2 separate regions of the Homo sapiens genome follow, and region 1 is linked to region 2. A link is a loop called in an ENCODE intact Hi-C map of the cell type or tissue named here. Cell type or tissue: PC-9. All regions are shown on one strand. Links, peaks and the distances in the headings refer to the core of each region. The heading gives the core; the rest is flanking DNA.

Region 1 (5,389 bases), core at 89-5,088, 77 kb after region 2:
CCTTGGCTAGGAAAGGGAATTCCCCGACCCCTTGCACTTCCTGGGTGAGGCAATGCCCCACCCTACTTTGGCTTACGCTCCTTGGGCTGCACCAACTGTCTGACAAGCCCCAGTGAGATGAACCCGGTACCTCACTTGGAAATGCAGAAATCACCCGTCTTCTGCATTGCTCACACTGGAAGCTGTAGACTGGAGCTGTTCCTATTTGGCCATCTTGGAACCTCCAAGGGTAGATAAAATTTGTAAGAAGATTGTGGGGGAGATGAGAATTCAACTGAGGATAAAACTTTAGGGAAATGCCTGCATTTAAGATGTCAGATAAAGAAGAGTATCCTGAAAATATAGTATCAGCAAAAGAGCCAAGAAGAAAGACGCAGTAACAACCCCAAATGCAGCTGAAAGCCAAGGACAGTGTGGCCCCAAGAGAATCTGATAACTAATCAGTCGTCAAGAAATCTCCAGTGAGCAGCTTCAGTTAGATGGGAGTGTAGCACAGAAGTCAGGAGACAAAAACATTTAAGAGTAAGTGGGAGACTAATGTGAACAACAGGGCAAACTAGAGTTGCCTGGCACTTGTCCCCCAACAAAAGGGGATGAAAACAAGTAAAAGACTGTATTTTGACTGGAGGGACTGAGGAATGATGCTGTAGAGTACCAGCAGAGCAACAATATACCTGTGAAGCACAGAATTCCCAGATTGCACCATAAAGAGGGGAGCACGGCTCCCTGCCCCTGCTACACTGTCTTCCCTACCAGATGCAGCCTGGTGTTAGGGGGTGGTGGGGAGCAGATTCTTATGGGGAAAAAGTGAGCTGGAGATCCTCTGTGGTCCCCATTGCTACCACAGACGCCAGTGGTCCTTGCTATAGAAGAGTCCCCTAATCCTTACAGGCCCAAATCCCATTTGGACAGTTGCCAGGAGTTCATGTAAATGCATTGCCTCAGAATAGGAGCCCACATTGTGCATCCTGTAACCTCTGTAACCTAAGCTGCTGTGTCATGGCACCATCTTGAAAGCAGACCCACTGCTAGAGACCACTGTTAGACTGCATTTTGCCCTGGCAGCCAGTAGCCACTGATTCTCTCTGCTCCACCATCATTCCATCAAGTTCACAAAGGTGTATGAATCATCATGACCTCAGCTGCCCAGAGGCTAGACAGAATGAATGGGACCCTGGCATCCAAACCTGAAAGGCACCCCTGGGGAACAGGCAGACCTGCAGTGTGGGGAAGTTGCTGCACAGCCAGCTGGCCTGCCTCACCCAGAGTGTCAGCAACCCTGCTCCCTGAAAAGACAGCTATACTGTTGGCTGGTGTACCCCAACAACCAGCCCAACACCCCTGCCCCCAGCAAAACCATGCTGCTGTCATCATAAACTCCCATAGCCTAAGCCATTGAGGCAATCACAGCTATCACTTACAAACATTATAGCTGAAGAAACTGCACAGAGACTACACCACCAAGTCCACCCAGAACCAAAGCCAATGTATCATTACCAACCAGTACTGTAGGACCCATCCATAAGAAAAAGTCTCTCCCTGTGAAAACTACTCCATAAAATTAGAAAAAGTGACAATTCTGCTAGATATGCAAATATCAATATAGGAAAACAAGAAATATTAAAAAGCAAGAAAACATGACACCTCCAAAGGAGCAATCTCCAACAGTAGACCCCAAATAAAAGGATGTTTATAAAATGCCTGAAATGAATTCAAAATAATGATCTTAAGGAAACTCAGCAAGATACAAGGGAATACAGACAAGCAATTCAGTGAAATCGGGAAAGCAATTCATGATCTGAGTAAGAAATTCCACAAAAAGAAATTACAAAAAGAACCAAACAGAAATCTTGAATCTGAAGAATTCAATAAATAAATTATACAACTGAGAGTTTCAACAACAGACTAGGTCAAGCAGAAGAAATAATTTTTGAACTTGAAGACAGACCTTTTGAAATAACCCAGTCAAAAAGAAGAAAATAAGAATAAAAAAGAATGAAGAAAGGTTATTGGACTTACGAGGCACCATTAAACAAATTTTTGCATTATAGTAGAGTCAGAGGGAGAAGGGTGGAGAAGGGCACAGAAAATCTAACAAAATAAGAGTTGAAAAAAATCCCAAATCTGAGGAGAGATATGGACATCCAGATTCAGGACGCTTAAAGTCCTCAATTAGATTCAACTCAAAAAGACCCTCTCTGAGGCAGATTATAATCAAACAGCCAAAAAACAAAGAGAGAAAGCTGTAAAAGTGTCAAGTCACATATAAGAGGATTCATGTTAGACTATCAGAAGATTTCTCAGCAGAAACATTGTGGGCTAGGAGAGAATGGGATGATGTATTCCAAGTCCTGAAAGAAAAAAACCTACCAGACGAGATTTTTATTTCTAGCAAATTTGTTTTTCAGAAATTAAGGAGAAATACAAGCCTTCCCAGACAAACAAAAACCAAGGGAATTTATCACCACTAGACTGGATTTACAAGACATGCTTAAGAAGGTGTTTCAACTGGAAACAAAAGGATAATAACTGCTATCATGAAAACACATGAAAGTATAAAACTCACCAGTAGAGGTAAATTTATAATAAAACTCAGAATACCCCATTGCTGTAATGGTGCTATGTACAATTTTCAATCCTTTATTATGAAGATTTAAAATAAAAAATGTAAAAAACAGTTATAATTAGTGGCTAAGGAACAAATAATAGGTAAAGATCTTAAAGTAAGGCAAAAAATATACAAACGGGGGAGGAGGGAAGAAAAAGTTTCAAGTATTTTTGTGTGACCAAAGTTAAGTTATTAGATGTTGCTGTAAAAGTACTTTAAAAATGTGGTTAACATTTATACTCGGGAGACTTTTATTAAGGCAGACTAATCTGTTTGGAATGAAACTCTACCAAGTTAGTTGCTATTTACTGTCCCCAGCAACTGAGAGGTCCAGACAAAAGAGCACCAGGAGGGAATCTACTTGCATGGGTCCCTTTCAGGCAGCCTTGCCATCAGGGGTTTGATTGTAGGCACAGCTTCAATGACAAAACAATCATGTGTAAGTTTTATTTGATTGATTGATTGATTTTTGAGACAGAGTCTCGCTTCATAGTCCAGGCTGGAGTGCAGTGGTGGAATCTTGGCTCACTGCAACCTCTGCCTCCCAGGTTCCCTCCAGGCTAATTTTTGTATTTTTAGTAGAGATGGGGTTTCACCATGATGGCCAGGCTAGTCTCCTGACCTCAAGTGATCCACCTGCCTCGGCCTCAAAGTGCTGGGATTACAGGAGTGAGCCACCATGCCTGGCCAGTTGTAAAGTTTTTAGTACTTACAGACCCTGGAGAATATACAGCATATGTGGAGGCCACACACACATGGAGGTCAGGGAGAAAAGACAAAGAGACAGAGAGAGTGAAGGAACCAGTGGGCCAATGCCTTTATTGGGTCCAGGGCATTATTCAAAAAGGTTTCCTGTGGGGAGCTTTAACTGGTGGGTTTACAGAAAACAGGCACTAGTTCTACAGTGTGACTGGGCGGTGGTCACTTTAAGTTCATGGACAAATATTTAATTGGTCTGTTTACAGGAAGCAGTGGGAAAGCAGGAAACCCAGCCTGCTAGGCAGGAGAGATACCCCTGAATTCTATCTCTGACCGCTGGCTAGAAATGTTTGGGTGGGATATAGTATTGGAAACTACATCAGCGGTGACTGAGGCCTGCTTCTGGTATGAGAAAGTTAAACTTATATTTAAAAATAGATGCCAAGGCAACATAAAGTTATTAGCACCCACTACAGAATAATAATGTGCATGGGCCTTATCCAATCAGTTGAAGGCCTCAAAAGCAGATACTGAAGTTTCTTTTTTTTTTTCCCCCTATATTGGCTGGTTTTAGCTGTCTTCGTATTTATTTATTTATTTATTTAATTTTACTTTATTATTATTATACTTTAAGTTTTAGGGTACATGTGCACAATTTGCAGGTTAGTTACACATGTATACATGTGCCATGCTGGTGTACTGCACCCATTAAGTCGTCATTTAGCATTAGGTATATCTCCTAATGCTATCCCTCCCCCCTCCCCCCACCCCACAACAGTCCCAGAGTGTGATGTTCCCCTTCCTGTGTCCATGTGTTCTCATTGTTCAATTCCCACCTGTGAGTGAGAACATGTGGTGTTTGGTTTTTTGTCCTTGTGATAGTTTACTGAGAATGATGATTTCCAATTTCATCCATGTCCCTACAAAGGACATGAACTCATCATTTTTTATGGCTGCATAGTATTCCATGGTGTATATGTGCCACATTTTCTTAATCCAGTCTATCATTGTTGGACATTTGGGTTGGTTCCAAGTCTTTGCTATTGTGAATAATGCCACAATAAGCATACGTGTGCATGTGTCTTTATAGCAGCATGATTTATATTCCTTTGGGTATATACCCAGTAATGGGGTGGCTGGGTCAAATGGTATTTCTAGTTCTAGATCCCTGAGGAATCGCCACACTGACTTCCACAATGGTTGAACTAGTTTACAGTCCCACCAACAGTGTAAAAGTGTTCCTGTTTCTCCACATCCTCTCCAGCACCTGTTTTTTCCTGACTTTTTAATGATTGCCATTCTAACTGGCGTGAGATAGTATCTCATTGTGGTTTTGATTTGCATTTCTCTGATGGCCAGTGATGGTGAGCATTTTTTCACATGTTTTTTGGCTGCATAAATGTCTTCTTTTGAGAAGTGTCTGTTCATGTCCAAGGAATCCTGTCTAAAGACTAACATAGAAACTCTGCCTTAGTTCCTAACCTGCAGACTCAGGACTGCAAGCTCAACTCTTACCTGAAATGCCAGCCTGCCCTACATATTTTGAACTTGCCGGTCTCTACAGTTGCAAAAGCTTATTTCTTGACATCATTCTCTCTCCTCGCCATTCCCCATGTGTGTGTATATATGCATATATGTATGTGTACATATACGTGTGTACATATAGAATATATATATATACATCTATATTTTAATCTATCCTATTGGTTCTGTTGCTCTAGAAAACCCTAACTAATACAAGACCCTTAAAACTCCCAGAAGGTTTCAGGAAACCTGAGAGCAGAGGAGGCTTTCCTAAATATAATACCCCAAAGAAGAAATGGTGACATAAGAGAGTGAAGTAGTGGCAGAGAGAAAGGTGAACTAACTCCTTCAAAAGGGGTGACTTCTACTTAACCGCATGTAAGTGTTGCCATGGGAGAATGGGAGTCTGGTGTTATTCGTGTGATTAATTAAGAGAAGCCAAAGTCCAAATGACTGTGGGAAATCACTATGGGGAGGGTTTTTGCAGAACCATAAATTTTGAGCATACCCATAGAATTGCAATCTACAATAATGTGTATGGTTTACTGGATTTGAAGC
Region 2 (5,389 bases), core at 75-5,074:
AACCTAGATGGTCTAGACTACTACGCTACATTCCTAGGCTATATCGTATAGCCCATTGCTCTTACTCTACCAACCTGTATAGCAAGTTACTGAATATTTTGGGCAATTGGAACACAATGGTAAGTATTTGTGTATCTAAACATAGAAAAAGTACAGTAAAAATATTGTTTAAAAGAAAGAAAGAAAAAAAAAAATGGGGGACTTACCATGAGTAGAGCTTGCAGGACTGGAAGTTGCTCTGGGTCAGTTGGTGAGGAAGTGATGAGTTAATGTGAAGGCCTAGAATGTTATGCATTATCGTAGACTTTATAAACATTGGACTACACAGCTATACTACATTTATAATAAATTCTTTGATAATAAATTAGCTGATTATAACTTTTTTACTTTATGAACTTTACCTTTTTAACTTTTTTTGTAATATCAGTTAAAACACATTGTACAGCTGTACAAAAGCATATCTTTATAAGCTTTTTTCTATTATTAATTTTTTTTCCTTGTTGAACTTTGTCACAGACAGATACACACACTAGCCTCGGCCCACACAAGGTGAGGTTCATCAACCATCAATATCACTGTCTTCCATTTCCACATCTTGTCCCACTGGAAGGTCTTCAGGGACAATAACATAGGGAGCTGTCATTTGCTAGGTTAACAATGCTTTCTTCTGGAATACATCCTGAAGGACCTGCCTGAGGAAGTTTTTGCAGTTAACTTTTTTAAAAAAATAAGTAGTAGTGTACTCTAAAATAATCATAAAAAGTGCAGTGTAATAAATATTAGGTGATAGGAATTTTTCAGCTCCATTATAATCTTAGAGGACCACTATTGTATGAGCAGTCTATTGTTGACTGAAACACATGGCTGTATTTAGTTCTCTTCCTGTATCACTGACTTTGAACATGTTGATATATTTGAATTATGAAAATTATTTTTTTATTTTATAGATAAAATACACAAATTAGTAAGAGTTGTAGAACGTTTAGATTTCTTTAAATACTCCAAAACTTTAAAAAACCTTGGAGTAATTTTAGACTCACAGAAAAGTTGCAAAGTTAAGAGTTCCTACATTCACCATTCATTTTCCCCTAATGTTAATACTTTAAGCATGGAACATTTGTCAGAACTAAGATGTCAACATTGGTACAACACTATTAACTAAACTACAGACTTTATTTGGATTTCATCAGTTTTTCTACTAATGCCCTTTTTCTGGTTTTGGACCCAATCTAAGACACTACATTGTATTTAATCATGCCTTCTTACTCGAACAGTTTATCAGTCTTTCCTTGTTTTTACAGATCTTGACATTTTTAAAGAGTACTGGTTAGATATTTGGTAGAACGTCCCTTAATTTGGGTCATGACTATACTGGGATTATAGTTTTCCGCGGAAGAATACCACAGAAGTGAGGTAACTTTCTCATATCGATATGTACATGATATCGACGTGACGTAGCACTGCTAAGTTTAACCTCGATCACTTGGTTAAAATGATATGTGCCAGGTTTCTCCATTATAAAGTTACTGTTTTCTCATTTCATATTCTATTCTGTGGAAGCAAGTCAGTAAGTCCAACAGTGCTCACAGGGAGGGGAGTTAAGCTCCATTTTCTTGGGAGGGGTTTCTACATACATTATTTGGAATTCTAATGTAGGGGAGATATTTTTCAGTGTAGACTTGTAGATACGTATTTTATTTTTTCGGCCGTACTATCCAGTACTGTAATTATTTGTTTTGTTGCTCAAATTGTTCCAACTTTGGCCATTGGGAGCCATATCTTTTTGACATGCTCCCATTTTTTTTCTTTTTAGCTTTTACTTTCTGGCACTACCACGATGCTCCAGGCTGATCTTCTATTTTCTCTGCCCAGCCCTAGAATCAGTCATTTCTCCAAAGAGCCCTGCTCCTTTTATTGGAGGATGTTATTTACAATCCAAGATTTGAGTGCTGAATGCGCTTATTGTTACTGGGATGTCATGGCTTCTAGACCTCAGTGAACAGAGCTAGGAAATACATGAATGTTTACTAACATAGGTATACACACATATCTGTAATGATTTCTGTATATTTCTGTATATATTTAAAAATGAGTCTATATGGATATCTGTAACTCCTAATCCAGCACCATAGGATTCATTCTAGCTTTTCCCCTTCATTTATTTGTAACTTCTTTCTCTGCCAGTGAGGAACTTAACTTTCATTATCTATAAGTTATGCCTCTATTTTTTTCAGCCCTAGTACACAATAAAGTGGTTGCAGAATTGCTAACCTAGAATATGTATAATAAGTTTACCTACTGGAGTACACTTCTTTTCATCTTTAACCTTACAGTATCCAGTCAAAACATATTCCAAAGTTACTTAAGGCAGCACCTTTTTTCTCCCAACAAAAATTTTCTTAAATGACTGTTTTTCAATAGGTAGCAAAGAGAGAGACATAAGATTCTGATTACCAGCTATAGCTCGCCTCCATCAAAACAAGGAAATGTATAAGAGGCAGTTAAAATAGAGTCCGTTATCACTTAAAATTGCTCTCTTTTTTCTGTCTCACCCAATTGTTCAACAAGTCTAACTCTAGTATCTTTTCACTGCTTTTACTTGACTTTCTAGCTCACTTTATAATGGTTTTTTTTTTTTTTTTTTTTTTTTTTGAGTTGTCTCGCTCTGTCACCCAGTCTGGAGTGCAATGGCATCTTGGCTCACTGCAGCCTTTAACTCCTGGGCTCAAGTCCCAAGTTGCTGGGAGTACAGGCATGTGCCACCATGCCTGGTTAATTTTTTTTTTTTTTTGAGATGGAGTCTTGCTATGTTGCTCAGGCTGTTCTCAAACTCTTGGCCTCAAGTGATCCTCCTGCCTCAGCCTCCAGAGTCATTGTGCCCAGCTCTAGCTCATTTTTAAAATGTAGCAGTGATTACTAAAATAGAATCCAAAGTTTTCAACTTGTGAAATTTGTCTCCTGTCATTTTGAGTAAGGCCTTACAGATGAAGTGATGTCTTTTAATTATCTTTTAAATTTTATTTAAAAGTAACTTATTTAATAAAAGGGAATAATTTATTAAAAGAAAATTATTCTCCATGTTTAAATAATAAAATACCTTAATTTGTTCTAAAAACCAAAATAAGAGTTAGAATTGCTGGTCACTTTCATAATACCTCATAGGGCTGTGGATTGAATGTATTGACTTTTCTTTAGGCCTGAACTACTTTGTTCAGAGAATAATGTGGGGTCAGATTGTCAGAACATAAACTCTTGTGGCCTGCTAATGTTGTGAAAGTGTGGGAGAAAGAGTCTTTATGACCTAAGGGAAATCAGTTTTGGGGGAATTTATTGTGTAAATTTGCACATTCAACAAATTTATTGACCATCAAGCACTATGCAGTGAGTCAGGTATATAAAGATGAATTATAGAATCCTGCCATCGAAGAGAGCAATATTTTGGGGGAGGCAAACAAAGCTAATTTTCAACTATATTTTGAAGGGCAGAGAATTAGTCTGACTTTTAGGTTTAATAAGAATTGGAGTAGGTCTTGAATTAAAATTGCTTCTATATTCATTGTCCACTTAAAAAAAACAAACAAACATAGTTCACATTGTTTAGGGCTAGCTGGCTATTGCATCTTTTCATCAAGATGGGGGTTAGGGGAAAAGTCCATTTAGTCCATGGATGAAATTTTCTTCATCTTTTTTACATCATTGTGCTCAAAATTTGTATTTTGTATCTTATTTTGAAACCCATAATTTTTCTTAGATAAAATTGTAAGAGCTACCGTTTGGATGTGCATGTGTGTATGTTTGCAAATGACTTTTTAGAAGAAATTCTGAACTCATTAAAATTGACCCGTGCTGTGCATTCAGAATTCGTGCTCACCATGACTGAAAATCAGTCATAGTCTACAGGTTTGGTAAAAAGAGTTGTTCTTTGTAGTCAGGAATTTCAAAGAATTTTTTTGGTAATTAAGACATGAAATTGGCAGAAGAATAAACATGAGTGGGGGATGAAAAATAAATCCTACAGCTTTAACCTTTTACTAATGTTTTAAGCCATCTAAAAGTACTTCAAAGATAAAAAATTGTAAAGCTGCTCCAGAAAAATTAACTCATTGGCTACCACCTGAAAAGGAGAAATTTGGCTTGAAAGGGACTTTTTTCTATTCTGTAACCTCTGTAGGCTGAGCTTAATGTCACAGGTGAAAATGATTTGAGGACACAAATCAAATGAAAACGTACTTCTATCTTGCTAAGCTAAGGCACTGAAGAAGGTATTAAAGAGAATGAAACACGTCTGTGAATATTTAGAGAAGCAATGGTATGCATGGGTCTTGTTTTTAATCTGAATTTGTCTTTTAACAGTTGCATTTTAACTTGTTTGCATGTAAAATCATTTCTAATTTATTTGGACTTTGGTTTATGATTCACCATGCTTTTATTTCTTCTTTCCTACCTTCAAGGAGATTTCTGTTTCTCTGTTTGTTTAGAATGTATACATTCTACTTTTTAGAAAAACCTTTTTAGTAGCTACTTTTACATTCTTAACATGAACACTGGGTTGACCTGTGGTCCTCAAAAAATATGTCCACCCAGAACCTTAGAATATAACCTTATTTGGGGTAAGGGTCTTTCCAGATATAATCAAGGTAAGGATCTCAAGATTAGGTCATCCTGGATTAGAGTGGGCTCTGAATCCAATGATGAGGTTCCTTGTAAGAGGCAGAAAAGGAGAGGGCACATGAAGGCAATCTCACAAAGGGGCAAGCCACGTGAAGACAGAGGCAAAGACTGGAGTCCTAGCTACAAGTTAAGGAACGCCAAGGATTGCCGGCAGCCACGAGAAGCCAGGGGATTCATGAAACAGATTCTTCCTCAGAGCCTCCAGAAGGAATTTATCCTGTTAACATTTTGGTTTTGGACTTCCGGCCCCCACAACTGTGAGAGAATACATTTATTGTTTTACTTAAACCACCAAGTTTGTGATAATTGGTTGTAACAGCCCTAGGAAACTAAGAGAACATGCATACAGGCTTAACAGAACACAGACCTTGGAATGGTTTAAGTCCTAACATCTTGCACTAATTTTTCACGTTGTTATAGATCACAGATGTTTGTTTCACCTTGGTTTTCATCCTCCTCCCATCCTCATTTTGTTGTTACTGTTTTAGTTTGTGCTCAGTCGTACTTATTTACCAGTTTTATTGATAGCACTCACTATTCATTACTTGCAACCCACTCCTTCCTTTTGGGAAACGTTTTCTTCTTCCTAAACTATTTCCGTTAATATTCTTCTTTTGAGGGCAGGAGAAAGTGGAAACTGTATGTTAAACTACATTTGTCTCACTCAGACAGCTTTTCCCTCAATTTTTCTTGTTGTTGTTTAAGGAGATTCCTTTAA

Evidence for each region. A loop is a pair of places that touch in the nucleus more often than their neighbours do. Peaks named below come from ENCODE experiments on the same cell type or tissue, not always from the same donor. Only the 100,000 strongest peaks of a DNase experiment are listed, where the experiment ranks them.
Region 1: it touches region 2 in a loop (6-fold over the local background); 1 of 110 quality-filtered maps calls a loop at or near these places.

What each region holds. Positions count from the first base shown.
Region 1 is chr5:115,436,745-115,442,133 of GRCh38, reverse strand. No RefSeq gene overlaps it. Among named protein-coding and RNA genes, the nearest start is that of FEM1C, 110 kb to the left of the region's middle. In PC-9, for the core only: no CTCF peak of the experiment used is centred there; DNase peaks (open chromatin) are centred at 1,133 and 2,893; H3K27ac peaks cover 332 bases.
Region 2 is chr5:115,513,899-115,519,287 of GRCh38, reverse strand. It overlaps the pseudogene CCT5P1. Among named protein-coding and RNA genes, the nearest start is that of FEM1C, 28 kb to the left of the region's middle. In PC-9, for the core only: no CTCF peak of the experiment used is centred there; no DNase peak of the experiment used is centred there.